Regions from separate parts of the Homo sapiens genome. Here region 2 is linked to region 1. Evidence: chromatin loops called from intact Hi-C (ENCODE). Cell type or tissue: PC-3. All regions are shown on one strand. Region 1 overlaps LOC105377356 (a long non-coding RNA gene). Region 2 overlaps AIMP1 (aminoacyl tRNA synthetase complex interacting multifunctional protein 1).

Region 1 (8,000 bases):
AACAGAATAGAACATACATACATAAATGGAAGTGACTTCCTATGGTTTGGATGTGTCCCCCTAAGGGAGGAGACCACCCCTCATATTGTCTTATGCCCAATTTCTGCCTCCAAAGAAAAAAACAAGTAAAAACTAAAAGGCAGAAATGAAATCCACAGGCAGATAGCCCAGCACTGCGCACTGGGCCTGGTAGTTAAAAATCAACCCCTGACCTATCTGCTTGTGTTATCTATAGATTTCAGACATTGTATGGAAAAGCATCACGAAAATCCCTCTCCTGTTCTGTTCCATTCTGATTACTGGTACATGCAGCCCCTGGTCATGGTCACATACCCCCTGCTTGCTCAATCGATCACAACTCTCTCACGTGGAACCCCTTAGAGTTGTAAGCCCTTAAAAGGGACAGGAATTGCTCACTCAGGGAGCTTGGTTTTTGGAGACTTGAGTCCGCCAATGCTCCTAGCTGAATAAAGCCCTTCCTTCTACAACTCAGTGTCGGAGGGGTTCTTGTCTGTGACTCGTCCTGCTACACCCCTAAGTATATGCGTTGGAAACTTAATCCCCAGTGCAACAAAATTGAGAGGTGGAACCTTTAGGAAGTGATTAGATTGTGAGGTCTCTGCTCTCATGGATGGATTAATGCCGCTATCAAGGGAATGCATTTATTATCCTGGAAGTGGATTTCCTGAGAAAAGGATGGGTTTGGTCCTCTCTCATTCTCTTGCTCTCTCTTGCTGTCTTGCCCTTTTGCTTTCTACCATGGGGTGACACAGCAATAGCAGGAAGAAACACACACACATATGAATACTTCCTTTGTGACACGGCTAGTGATGGAAAAATTGGTTGTAATATGGGAGATAATAAAATTAGATCCTTAGCTCACACCATATACAAAAATAAATTCCACATTCATCAAAGACTTAATGAAGCACAACTATTAAACTTTTAGAAGAAATATAGGAAGACATTCTTTAGGACCCTGGGGTACAGATGGGTTTCTTAAGTCACAGAAGAAGAACCTCTAGAAGACTAGCTGATGATTAACGTTTAAAAATACATTAAAATTAAACTATCTGTTCATGAAAAGATACCATATAATGAAAATATGGGCCACATATAGGTAGATGTAATTTCCAACACATATAATAAATAAATAGAACCTATAATATATAAAAACATAAATAGGAAAAAGATAAACAAGCCAATACAAAATGAGCCAAAGGCTTGGACAAAAAAATAGAAGAAACACAAATGGGCAATAAACAGTAAAAGATGAACAACCTCATTCATAGTTAGGAAATGCAAACTAAAACCACAATTTAATACCACTTCACCATTTTACACATTCCAATTGTAGAGTAATGGAAACTCAAGTACTATTAATGGGAGTGTAAATTTGTGTAACCACTTTGGCAAACAGTGAAGTGATGTCAAAGTATCCTTGAAAATTCATATACTGTTTATTGTAGCAGCTCTACTTCTAGATATATCCCAGAAAAAACTTTTGCACAAACTCAGCAAGAGATACATATAAAAAAAAATTTTCTGTTAGTATTGCTAGTAAGAATCCATGTACCATTCAACTTCAGTGAGATACTCTTCACATTGTATTCTATATGATAAGCATCTCCTGGATTTGTATGAGTAGTAGTTAGTCATTTACTTATAATAGAAAAATGACTAACAGCCAAAATGTCTATACACAGTAAAAAGGATATATATGTTTTGTCATATTAATACAGATAGGAAAATAAATACTCTATAACTACATAAATCAACATGAATGAATATCATTAGTGTAATTCATGAAAAATCTTGTTGCAGTATAATTTCATTCATATACATTTTAACTATGCAAAATGACATACCATAGTGTCTAAGGATACAGATGAAACTACAATATGTTATATGCGTAGACACTTAGCATTGTCATGTTCTTGTTTTCTCATATGATGAAACTATAAAGAAGCTATAAACCATAAAAGTTGATGCTTTTAAAATTTATATGGATATAGTTTTATACTTTTTCCAGTAATTGTGGGGTTAATAGTATGTTTAAAAGAGATAAATTTTATTGTTATTTTAAATTTCAAACATATGTAATTTTTCAAAATAAATTATAAACTTTTTAGCTCTTTTTTTTCTTAAGCAGCTCATTGAAATGATTTTAAAATCATTTACAGGTATTCTCCTAGTTAAATGTTACATTTTTAGGATAGATGCAATCAGATTTTTATTGTTATAGCTTAATCTTTAGCTATTTTATTTAGTGATTTTGCATTAGATAGCAGATGTAAATTCGATTCTATTGGTAATTAAATTAAATATAAATGGCAAACACCAATAAAAAGCCAGATGGTCAAACTGGATAAAAAAGCAAGGCCCAGCTATTTACACATATACACACACATACACACACAGACACACACACGTAAACACACACTGTCTATAGAAGATACATTTTAAATCTAAAAGATATATTAAAAAGATGAAAAATATATCCCATGGAAACAATTATAAGAAAACCAAAGGACCATATTACTATCATATTTCATAAAAAGAAATAGTACCAGAGATAGAAATATTTCCTAACAAGTGGATTGAGAAAACAAGAACATGACGATGCTAAGTGTCTATGCATATAACAGCAATTTCACAGTGCATGAAGCATAAATGATACACCAGGAAGGAGAAACAAAAAAATCTGCAATTATGTTCATATTTCTCTCCCAATAATTTGTAGAATGACTAAAGCAGAAAGTAAGAATAAAAAGTCTTAAAAAAATTATCTACCAATCTGATCTAACTGATATTAATAGAAACTTCACTCAACAACAGCGCATCACTCTTTTTCTCAAGTACATGTAGAACATTGATCAAATGTGCTCCAAGCTATGCCATTAACAAGTTTTAATAAATTGAAAAGAGTTGAATCATACAGAACATGTTCCCTGACCACAAGGGAATTGTGAGAAATTAATAACAGAAAGATATCTAAGAATCACCATGTATTAGAAAATTAAGCCAGATTTTGCTCCATAAACCATGGATTAGAGAAAAAAAATCTATGGAAAGTATAAAATATTTTGAACTGGCTGAAAATGAAACACAATATATCAAGTCTAGCAAAATGTGTGAAATATGGTTAAATCAATACTTAGAGGAAAATTTATAACTAACCGCATATATTAAAGATGATTAGTTACCAAAACTTCCAATTTAAGAAGCTAAAAAAGAATTAAAATCAATGTGAGCAGAAAAAAGAAAATAATGAATATAGAATCAGAAATAACTTACACAGAAAATGGATGAATATTACAGATAGACTATCAAGAAAATTGTTAACCCTGTAGCTAGACTGATGAAGAAAAAGGAAAAAAGATATAAATTGTCAATATTAGAAAGGAAAGAGGGGGCAGCACTAAGATCCTACATTAAGAGGGTAATAAAATAATGTTATAAAAAATTTTATGTCAATGAATTGATCACCTAGATAAAATGGACACATTTCTTGAAAGACTAACAAAATTGACCCCAGGGAAAAAAAAAATCTCGATACGTCTCTACTATAGAAGTTTGTAACTGAAATCCTTCCCACAAAGAAAATTCCAGGCCCAGATGACATTATTGCTGAATTCTTGTAAACATTTAAAGAAAAAAATACCACAAAACTTATTCGCAGGATAAAGAGAACACTTCTCAACTTATTTAATGTGACTGACATAATCCTGACACCAAAACCAAAGACAACATAAGAAAAGAAAACCACAAACCTATATTCTTCACAAATATAGGTGGCACAAATATTTTAAACATATTAACAAGTTGCATCATTACCAAGTGATGTTTATTCCTGGGATGCAAGGATGGTTTAACAATTGAAAACCAATCAATATATTTTACCATATTCACAGACTAAGAAAACACATACAATCACAATAGACGAAGAAAAAGCATTGGACAAAATTTAACACCCATTCATTATAAAAACTAAGAATAAAGGGACTTTCTGTGGATATAGGTCATCTATAAAACATCTACAGCTAATAATAAGTGGCTTCGATTTCCTCAGAGAATGTTACCATAGTAGAAGATCAACACTGGATTATTTTGCTGGCAGGTTGAACATTAAATAGTTGGATGACTAAATGCCTTGATGAGATATTGGACATTGAATAGTCCAGCTAAATGCAATAGGCCTAAAAGCTCATGCTTTTTGGCCTATAAAACTCATCCATCTCTGCCAGTATGGTTACTCTCAGGTCGTGATCTCATTGTAGGAGCAGTAGGGTGGCTAAGGATAGAGTCTGGCTGACATCTACTGGTCAAGTCATTCTGTTAACTTGATGGTTTCATTCACTTCTGTAGGGGATAATCTGTAATGCGCATTAAACTGCAAAACCAAAATCATCACACTTTGTTCTTTTTCCCATAACTACATGCCTCTGTCCTGAACATCTTCATTTCTCATTATTCAGTTTTTCTCCTTTTTCTTTTCAGAACCCTTAGACAATTATACAAGCCATTTGCCATTGCCTATTTACTCTTGTAAAGACAATCTTCACATTGCACATGATATATCAAATCATATATACATATATATTCCAGTATACCACAATTTCTGATTATCAGTACTCACATATCATAATAGCCATGTAAGTAGGAACATGCAAGATTGTCTTAATAATTAATAAGGGAGATTACAATTGCTCAATGACCTTTGAAAATATTTTTAAAAACCATAAAAACCCTTACTGATAGTTAGAAATATAGAAATAAATAAAATATCAGAGCACTAACATGTATAATAATACATTAAATATATATTGTATATTAAATATATATATTTAAGTAACAGTACACTATTATTTAAAATATTGGAAACATTTAGAACTAAAGTGTTCTATTTCTTTGTAAAAAGTTACCAAGAGTAGTTTGAACATAGCCAAAGGAAACTGAACTAGACCGGCCTATGACAGTTTTGGTTAGCCTTCCTCAAGTAAAAGATGAAGTTCACCTTTTGCTTCTCTTCTTCATCCATTTTTCTATTCTGTAGCCCATAGGTTGTCTGTGTTCATCTTAAACCATAAAAATAAGGGTCATACTCTGGGCATGACAGAGCGAAGAGCTGGGAGGACCTTGGGTTCTTGAAGGCTTTTTGAAGCAGAACCTTTCACCAGCCCCTTGCCCTGTTATCTTCAGACACATTTCCTCCCCTTCCTCCTCCTCCTCCTCCTCACTCTCTTCCTCCTCTTCTTCTCCTTCTTTCTTCTTTCTTCTCTCCTTCTCCTCCTCCTTCTTCCCTTCTTCCTCCTCTTCCTTCCCTTCTTCCTCCTCCTCCTTCTTTTCTCTTTCTTCTTCTTCTTCCTGCCCCTCCTCTTCCTCCTCCCCCTCTCCCTTTCCCTCCTCCTCTTCTTCCTCCTCCTCCTCCCCCTCCTTCTTCTTCCTTCTTCTTCCTTCTCTTTTTTAGAGACAGTGTCCAGTTTCAAATGACAGAATCAGCTGATTTAATAATGGTAATTATGTGTCTTTTTAGTTTTTTTGTTTTGTTTTGTTATTTTTTATTTGTTTGTTTTGAGGCAGAGTCTTACTCTGCCACCCAGGCTGGAGTGCAGTGACGCAAGCATAGCTTACTGCAACTTCCACCTCATGGGCTCAAGTGATCCTCCTGACAGCCTCATGAGTAGAGTAGCTAGAACTACAGGCATATGCCATCACGCTGGCCTAATTTTTTTTCTTTTTTTTGTAGAGATCAGGTCTCTCTATGTTGCCCCAGGCTGGTCTCGAACTCCTGGCCTCAAGTGATACTCCAGCCTCAGCCTCCCAAAGTGCTGGAATTACAGGCATGAGCCACTGTGCCCACCCCAGACATTTCCTTTTTCTTTCTTTTTTTTTTTTTTCTTTTTTTGAAATATGTTCTGGCCCTGTTACCCAGGCTGGAGGGCAGCGATGTGATTTCTCATCACTGCAACCTCCTCCTCCCAGGCTCAAGCCATCCTCCCCTTTCAGCTTCCCAAGTAGCTGGGACTACAGGCACGCACCACCACACCTGGCTAATTTTTGTATTTTTTGTAGAGACGGGGTGTCACCCTGTTGCCCAGGATAGTCTTCAACACTTGAGCTCAAGCTATCTGACTGCCTCAGCCTCCCAAAGTTCTGTGATTACAGGCATGAACCACTACACCGGGCCCACACGTTTCTTATATGTGAGAATGAATTGCCCTCTTGTTGAAGGCACTGCTATTTAGGCTTTCTCTCACTTGCAGCCAAATCTATTCCAAAATGATATGCATGCCTCATATATTAAGCGAATTGATGTATGTAAACTATATGCATAGCACTTAATGTATACAAAGGACTTAGAACTGTGGCTGGCAGTTTAATTTTATCTTTAATTATTAATCACATATCAAATAAATACAAATTTAATGATGATAAATCAATTTTTCATCTCTTATGTGAGCTCAATAACTAGTAAAGATGCTGTGGGGTACTTAATATTAAATGTGATTAATAAAAATAGAAATTATTGATATTTTCTGGTCGGAAATAATTTTTATGGATGAAACTTTACGAGGAGGAGATCTTGCAACTGAAATAAAATTATCTATGATAAGTCAAGTCATGTAATAGATAAATAGAAGCAAAATTAAAATGAGTACTTTATTATATTAAATTAATACATAGATATATGTTTAAAAAGACCAAACAGTACAAAAGTCTTGAAAGAAAACGGCAATTTGCCCACTCCTCTTTCTCCCAAGTTTACCATACCTTAAAATGTTTAACTTTTTGTTTTATTTGCCTCTACATTTCTAGATAATATGTTTATAATACTATTCCTTGAATTTTTTTATTATGTACTTTCTGCTTGGTAAAGTGGATTCAAATTTAGTACACACATACATATACCCTTTTCTCGTAATGTTCCATTATACCACAATTTCTTATTATATCGATATTCAATGTCTACATCATTGTGATTAAGTAAGCAAGTTTCATAGCTAGGCCACACTGTGTGGTATTATTTTGTTTCCTTTCCTTTACAACTTGTTTTTCTTGGAGTTAACAGTCACCTTCTGTTTTGTTTGCTTAACTTTCGGTGTAACTACTACTAATACTTCTCAAATTTTCTATTGAGCAGCCAAAGCCCTCTCAGTGTAGTCACATGCATCAGGTACTCTATCAATTCCATTTTTGGACAAAGGAGAATAAAACTTTAAAAAATAATTAATATATTCATGGCGAAGTAGGGAAGAAGACATCTGAAAAGATGCAAACAAAGAGTGCAGAGAAAAAGAAACAATTCTTAAAAATTATGCATAATACTATATACAAACACACACATATATATATATATATATATGCGTTTGTGTATATATATGTATATTTCCCCCCATCCCTCTTTCCTTCTGTATTCTTTTGAATTTTTCCTCTATTTTATTGTGTTTTTCTTTCATTTTTTATGTGGCGGATTTCTTAATCATCCTGGCGCTCTTGGCTAGCCTTTAATGTTTGAGAAGGAGACCTTAAAAAGCTCATTGGAAACTATGTGTGTGGAAGGGTTTTTCTCAACTGGTTGGCTTCACATAGGGCAATAAAACCAAGTCCATCTGTTTAATGAGCAGTTCTGCAAATGACAGTCCTCTCTCTTTAGCTAGTCATTCTCTCCTGGAAATAATTCTACTGGGGATGAGGCCTGCTGCCCAAACTTAGGACCAACTTTAGGGAAGTGAGTTGTGTGTTAACTTTCTCCCACTTGTCCACAGGATATTCCCAGGTACTTTCTCCATTTCTAGGGCTGGCCAGCCTGTCATTCACCTCTGCACAGAGAGACTTTCTCATGTAATTTCTCCAGGGAGTAAATCTTCAATTTTCTGCTGCAGTAAAGGAAGGTTATAGAAGTATAGTGTGAAAGGGTATCTGGGATCTAATTACTCCTAAATAGGCTCATTTCCTATTCTTCTGTTACTTCTATCTGTGATACCAGATCCCTCCAA
Region 2 (8,000 bases), 480 kb before region 1:
TGATAAGCATTTTAGTTTTGCCAGTTTGAAAATCTTTCTACTTATTCTTCACCTTTATATTATTCTTTGGTAGCCTATACTGGTAGTTTTTAGTCATATTGCTCCCAATTTAGGATGAATGTTTTATAAAATCTCTGTTAATATCCTGTAAGGAAAATATTTCCTAGAAAAATAACCTACCTATATATAATTTTAAAACATATCTTAATCCTATATATAAAATAGAGAAGAGAAATAAAAAGAAAGGTATAAGTAGTAGTAACAATAATATGTATTTCAGTAAGTAATACTTCAGCAGAATTATACCACTAAAGGCAGTGTAAGAGGGTCACATGCCCCATGATTCACATACATGGAATCATCAAGAATGCAATAGGTACAATGCCAACTAGTATAGGTATATAGTCAGACTGCCTTTGTGTAGGTGTCTCAGATACCAGAAGCAGATAGTGATATAGATGATTTATTCAAACTGATGAGTGATTGATTAGATAGTATTTTGAATAAAACAAGGTACAGTCTACTCTTGATTTATGTGGTACTTGATTCATAGAAAATTTAGGGTATAATAAGCATGCTTAAAAACACTTTGTGTTTATATATAAAGAATAGTTAAAAATCTAGACTCAAATAATTATTAATAGGATTTTTACTTATACAAATTTATGATAGGCCACTATAAAGTTCTGCAGGATGTGAAACAGTTCTTCATTTTGCAGGAGTATCCAGCATACTGCAGGACATCTGACATTCTTGGCTTCTGCCCAATAAATGCCAGTACTAACAATCAAAAATAATCCTACAGATTTTCAAAATCCTACCTACAAAGCAGTACCAACCCCACTGAGAACCATTATTTTTCTCTTATACTTTTGTTACCCCATTGCACACTTTTAACACATACATTATATTTTGAGCAAATCCTTGAGTTATTTCACTCATTGAATGTTTGATTAGCTTAACTCAGACTTTAGCAATATTCAGCTTCTTTTAAAAGGTAATGACTAAAAAGAAAGACATGAGAATAGTTTTTGCTTGTGTGGTAACATCTCAGAATTTTTTTAAAAATATATATATAATTTAATATAATGCTTCTCTTTTTTTTCAGCATCTGTTATTGACATTTTATCTTTTATTTTTAAAAATTTTTTTGAGACAGGGTCTTGCTCTGTTACCCAGGCTGGAATACAGTGGCACTATCTCAACTCACACTGCAGGCTCAATCTCCAAGCCTCGATCAGTCCTCCCACCTCAGCCTCCTGAGTAGCTGGGACCACATGAATGTACCACAACCCCCAGCTACTTTTTGTATTTATTGTAGAGATGGGTTTTGCCATGTTGCCCAGGCTGGTCTCAAACTCCTGGGCTCAAGTGATCCTCTTGCCTCAGCCTTTGAAAGTGCTGGGATTATGGGATTACAGGCATGAGCCACTACACCTGGCCACATATTGACACTTTTGTGCCAGCTTCTTAAGTTATTTGCCATTGCCTTTTATTATAGCCGCAATGCTGAAAAGGTGGTAATTTGATCTTAGTTAGCATCTTAATAGGAGCTAGGAAAATGATTCATAAACAAAGTCTTTCTGTTTTACTCTTATTTCATATATTTTCTCCCTCTCTCTCTCTCTCTCTTAAATAGCATGTTGTTTTAATAAATATTAAACTGGCATAAAGGCACTGGCCAAACATTTGGTTACACTAGAGCTAGTATTATCCTAGCTGTAGTTATACTGGCTGTCTTCTTTTCAAATAGTATTCATACAAAACCTCTTTTAAAAACATATTTTAACTGGATGTTCTTGATCCTAGTTTTGCAGGCAACTTTGAGGGAAGAGAAGAAACTTCGAGTTGAAAATGCTAAACTGAAGAAAGAAATTGAAGAACTGAAACAAGAGCTAATTCAGGCAGAAATTCAAAATGGAGGTAATTAAATATAGAAAATTTGAGTAATCCAGAAGTTAAGAAGTTGGCCAGTCACACCAACAGTGAGGAAAGAAGTAAGAATCTGTATCTAGGCAACTTGGACAACTTCATAACTTCTAAATGACTCAGATTTATCAATAAAATGGGGGCATGGATAGAACCTACTTCTTAGAGTATGAGAATTACATGAGTTAATTTGTATAAAGCATTTTGAAAAGTGTTTGGGGCATAGTAAGTTCATAATAAATGTTAGCTGTTCTTATTTGCAGGTTTCTCGGTTTAGTAATTGATTAAATGGGAATCATGCCTTTATTCTTTGATACCTCAATTATGGCTAAAATATGCCTAATTTTTTGGCAGCCATTTTATAGTCTCAGACAGTGGATATTTGATAGCCATATACAGTGAATTTTTCATTTAAAAAGAGTTCCCATTTGTGGTTCACAATTTCATATTTTTTGTCATATTTATTGGTTTAATATGAATGACATTATTTCATTTTCTGTCTCAGTGAAGCAAATACCATTTCCATCTGGTACTCCACTGCACGCTAATTCTATGGTTTCTGAAAATGTGATACAGTCTACAGCAGTAACAACCGTATCTTCTGGTACCAAAGAACAGATAAAAGGAGGAACAGGAGACGAAAAGAAAGCGAAAGAGAAAATTGAAAAGAAAGGTATTTTTGACCTTTAAGCATATTTAGCTCTTGACTGGATTATCAGAAAATGTCAAGTTTTGATAATGATAATAATAATAGTATCAAAAGTAAAGTTCAACTTTCATGAGCTAGGATAAAATTAGGAACAATATGATATTGGAACATAAAAGCTGGGTCCTAAATGGTGTGTGAATATTGACCAGATTAACGGGGTAAAAATGTGGCATTTTAGGCAGAGGGACTGGCATAAGTTAAAACAGACTGTAAAGGTTAAGTGTAGAAACCCATATGTAGTTTGGTATGGCTGAATTTTGGTATCTATTTGTGGTATAGTTTGAGAGAAGTCACAGATAGGAAACTAGCTTAGGACCAGTTGTGAAGATAGGAAAAGAACATTCCACCAGTCAAAACAGACTGTCTGAACTAAGATTTCAAGAATCCATGAGAACTAAAGTAGATAGAAATGTCACCATCCACTTAGGCAACAACCCTTGAAATTTAGTCATCAACCTTAACCTGTCCCTATTCCCTGTTCTTCATATCTAATTAACCAACAAATTCTATTATTCCTGTCCCCAAAACATACATAGACCCCAGCTCTGCTCTTTCTTTTCATTAGGTCCTACCTCAGTTCAGGTTTTCAACGATCTTTCATCTGAATTAATATTAAAGCCTCATCTTTTCTAGTTTATTTTTAGCCTTGCTGCTAAAGCTATTTATTCTAATTGTAAATCTGACTTCCTTTCCCCAGATATGTCTAAAAAGTTGCCTTTATAAATAATTATGAATATTTCTCATTATACTTAAACTTATTTACTTTTTTTTTTTTTTTTTGGAAAATATAACATGCAGAGGGATTTATGAACTAACCCAAGCCAATTTAGCCTCTAAAGCACTTGCCAGTTCCTTTGGCAAACATCAGTAACCTCTGTTAGTTAAAAGTAGGTAGGGGCTGTACAGCCTCTGCTATACAACTTCACCACTAGGTGGTATGATTACAATGAAAGCAAGTCAGACTAACTCTTCTAGTTTATAAAGTACGTTAAGAAGTAGACACAAAACAACTATATAACCTGTTCTTGCAAATTTGGTGGAATCCATATTCTATTCTCTAAGGAGGGTGCACTGTTCTGACTCAGGATTAATCAGTCTTCTAGTTAGAGAAGGCAACAAGGCTCTCCTTTGATGGAAGAGGGAGCACACAGGACCACAAGACCAAATGGAGTTATAAGATTAGAACACTTCTATCCAATGGAACTTTCTATGATAATGGAAGTACTCTATATCTGCATTATCCAACATGGTAGTCAATGGCCACATGTGGTTATTAAAGATTTGAAATGTGGGTAGTATGACTAAACTGAATTTCTAATTTAAATAATTTTAAATTTAAATTTAAATAACCTATGTGGCTGGCAGCTACCATATTAGACAGTGCTGGTTATAGAGGGCTGTTCCATAGGTGTTTAGCTGCTAGCTAGGACTGCCAGATTCTGCTCATGCAAGGGCTGTGGTGCCCATATGATCTTTCTAGACTGCTACATATCTTTTTTTTTTTTTTTTTTTTTTTTTTTTTTGGAGACGGAGTCTTGCTCTGTCACCCAGGCTGGAATACAGTGGCATAATCTCGGCTCACTGCAACCTCCACCTCCCGGGTTCAAGCAATTCTATCTTAGCCTCCCAAGTAGCTGGGACTACAGGTGCATGCCGCCATGCCTGGCTAATTTTTGTATTTTTAGTAGAGACAGGGGTTCACCATATTGGTCAGGCTGGTCTCGAACTCCTGATCTCAGGTGATCCACCTGCCTCAGCCTCCCAAAGTGCGGGGATTATAGGCATGAGCCACCATGCCCAGCTAGACTGCCACATATCTTAATTGAGCGTCACTCATTTGTCAGTGAAGGATTTCTGAAATTCCTTATGATAATTAACAAAGATCTTGGTATAGATTTTAATATTTGCAATCATTTCTAGAATGGGGATTCCTGATAAAAGTATTTCAAATGCCTAGGAAGTACATTAGAGTTTTAAAATATATACAAATGTAGATATATTGTTATACTACAGTATTTTTAAAGTAAATGCATATACTTTATCACACAAAAATATTAAGATTTTTGGCATATTCTGGTAATTTTGTTGTACATATTTTTCTGTATAATTTGGATTTTTACCTTTTGAAAAATTTTTGCTAATTTGTTTATGGAAAATGGAATTTTTTTAAAGCTTGCTAATGAGATTAAAAATTGGCCATTATTTTAAGTTAATTCCATCCCCTCTTTGATAAACTTATTGTTGTATGAATTATGAATACCTTTACACAGAATTCTCCTTTCCTGCTTCATGCAGAATTATTCTTCACTGAGTTTCTATATTTCTTTGTGTATGTCATGTTTATCACATATTCATTATACATATACATGTCTGTCTTCTTTAAAAGAGATTTTGAGTGCCTTGACAACATGGACTGCCCATCTTACTGTTTCCAGTGTCATAGCACTCCGTATGTTGAAAGATTAAATAAATGTATAGTTGAGAAAGAATGCTTCCAAGCTACAATAGCTTATCTCTGTTCTTTGGATTCAAAGGTAAATAAGGTTTTATTTTGATTTTACTTTTTTGGGGCCAGAAAAGCTAATTGTAAACTTAAAGAATATGAATCCTCTTTGCAGGTTACAATTAACTCAGTAGCTAAAATAATCATGTGTTAATAAGAGTTACATTTTCAGCAAATAAATAAAAATATAATTATTAAAACATAATCAGAATAAAATATTCTTATCTGCTTAAATAGTTACTGTGGATAACCCTAAAATCCTAATATATCTTCAGAGAAATCTAAGAAATGGAGAAATTAATTATGTACTTACTAGTGTATATAAGTGAGGAGGAAAATATTTAATGAGTGAAATTGCATTCTGCTCTAGTTCATTCTGTCATTTGGGTACTGGTTGTGGTGTTCTTTCTAAATAAAGTATTTATCACCTTCCAAAGAGCCATAGTAAAAGTTTTTAGAGGAGTCTCTATTATCCTGTTTCGGGGAAAGGCAAACTTTTTCTGCCTAAAGCCTTTGTCACAACTACTCAACTCTGCCCTGGTGCAAAAGTATCCATAGATGATATGTAAATGAATGAATATGGTTGTCTTCCAGTAAAACTTTATTTATGAAAACAGGCAACAGGCTGGATTTGTCCCATGAGCCATAGTTTGCCAACCTCACACAATGTCTTCAAATAGAAATACAACAGAGAAATAGCTAAAATAGGATTCAAGATTTTATGACTTGGATAATTTTTTTCTTTGTTATTATTTAAGTGAAGGTAGGAGATAAACATTCTTTTTATTTTTTCCTTTTAAGCTCATTGGTATGGATACCATGGAGTTTTCATAGTGTTTTTTTGCTTGGTTTTATTTCTGATGTTTACCCATTCATAAATACTTTTTAGGAGAGAAGAAGGAGAAAAAACAGCAATCAATAGCTGGAAGTGCCGACTCTAAGCCAATAGATGTTTCCCGTCTGGATCTTCGAATTGGTTGCATCATAACTGCTAGAAAACACCCTGATGCAGATTCTTTGTATGTGGAAGAAGTAGATGTCGGAGAAATAGCCCCAAGGACAGTTGTCAGTGGCCTGGTGAATCATGTTCCTCTTGAACAGGTAATCTGTACAACTGAAATTCCTGTTGTGTACATACAACATTTTCATTCCCTCCTTCTTGGTATCTTTCCATTATAATTTTGTATACCATACAACATGTGCCCTTGTTAATTAGTTCAGTCGATTAGTTTGAATGTGGTTAATTACACAAAAAAAGCATAAAACCACCAAAAACCTGTAAAACATCTGTAAATTAAGATATAATGCATAAGGATAGGAAGAAGAAAAGATGTATTATTTTATCTATTTTTAAAGTATTTTTACTTTTGTATTTTGCATTAAAAAACTATTGGTGTGTATATATATATAAAATATATTTGAAATCTAAGTAACAACAAAATACAAAACATCCCATTTTTAACAAATAAAGGAATACTATTAAAAATTACAAGTTCAATCTCCGTGATCCCCTCTCCTCATTTTTCCTCAAGTATGAAAATATTTTTTGGGTTTTAGAGAAATAAAACTTGCTCTCATGCTTTTAGATTGGTGCTTTCTGGGTTTATTTTACATGATTTTGAAAAGCAAGGAATTATAAAATTCCATGATGAAGCAGTGATAAAAATAATGATTATGATGACTATTGTGTTAGAAGTACTTAATAGATAAATTTTTTTCACATGCTATTTTATTTCTTACTATATACAACTGTCAGTTAAGTAGTATCACCCTCATTTACAGATGACGTTTAGGAAAGTTAACCAAGTTATGCTATATATATACAGAGATACATATATATATATATATACATATATATATAAGTTGGTTCACTTTTTTATGTATCTATAGATATATACTCATTATACATCTGTCTATATAGATATATATATATATACTCATTTATCTCACTCTGAGGCTGATTATCTTTAATCCCTATACTGTTCAGCTTTACTGTTTACCATTCAAGGTGGAGTTAGTCATGAAACTTCTAACTACAGGTGCTATGTAGTTTTTAGAGCCATGCATATGACCAAGGTCATAAATTACAAACTGCTGGGCCAAGGAAAGAATGCAATCCCAAAAAGTTTCAGTTTATCTTTCATAGTATTTCATAAAATACTTACACATGGAATTTTACATGAAAATCCTGATGTCTTGTTTCTTAAAAATTCAGAACTAAGCCCCACCCCTACCCTTCCCAACCCCCTGCTATTTTCTTAAGGCAGAAATTGGTTAACACTTAGTAATGGATAGCCCCTTTAGGTGGAAGTTAGACTCTTTAACACAGTTTCAACCATTCCATAGTTGAGGTGGAAGGTCACTTGTGATTATTTGGTATTTATCTTTACTTTTCTGCTAGTGTTATATTTACGGAAGGTTAAGAAGAGACTCGAGTATCTTTTTTTACCATGTCTCAAAAAAACAAGGGTGTTACTTGTTTTTTCTGTCTAGGATTCCTTACTCATTTCCTTTACTTATTTGGTAGACAGTTGTATCATAATTGCATCAAATTGCACTTTTGATCCCTAGCCTGGGCTTTTGTTTTGGCTCTCTAATTTCAGCGTTGCTGGAACACAGTACGGGTAATGGATCAATATTGACCTATCATCAAGAGTACAAGGAAGTGATTTCTTCTACTTCCTACTTAACAAGCTCATTTCTTTTAGGTCTCCAATGATTAATTATCCGAGCCAGTGAAGTTTGGGTTTTAAGTGTTTCATAAAAGAAATTGATAGGAGGTTAGAGTATCTCCACTTTTCCTTTCTTCTGGTGAGTTTAGCACCAGGGACTGTGCTTTGTGTAGCTTCAGAAAACAAA

Evidence for each region. Peaks named below come from ENCODE experiments on the same cell type or tissue, not always from the same donor. Only the 100,000 strongest peaks of a DNase experiment are listed, where the experiment ranks them.
Region 2: it touches region 1 in a loop (13-fold over the local background); 9 of 110 quality-filtered maps call a loop at or near these places.

What each region holds. Positions count from the first base shown.
Region 1 is chr4:106,804,982-106,812,981 of GRCh38, forward strand. All of the region lies in intron 5 of LOC105377356 (a long non-coding RNA gene), which reads left to right. Among named protein-coding and RNA genes, the nearest start is that of DKK2, 230 kb to the right of the region's middle. In PC-3, a CTCF peak has its summit at 4,317 (motif pointing left); no DNase peak of the experiment used is centred here.
Region 2 is chr4:106,325,642-106,333,641 of GRCh38, forward strand. AIMP1 (aminoacyl tRNA synthetase complex interacting multifunctional protein 1) reads left to right here. Exons shown (of 7, transcript NM_001142416.2): 3 at 1,810-1,923; 4 at 2,435-2,602; 5 at 6,031-6,242. Among named protein-coding and RNA genes, the nearest start is that of AIMP1, 13 kb to the left of the region's middle. In PC-3, a CTCF peak has its summit at 3,567 (motif pointing right); no DNase peak of the experiment used is centred here.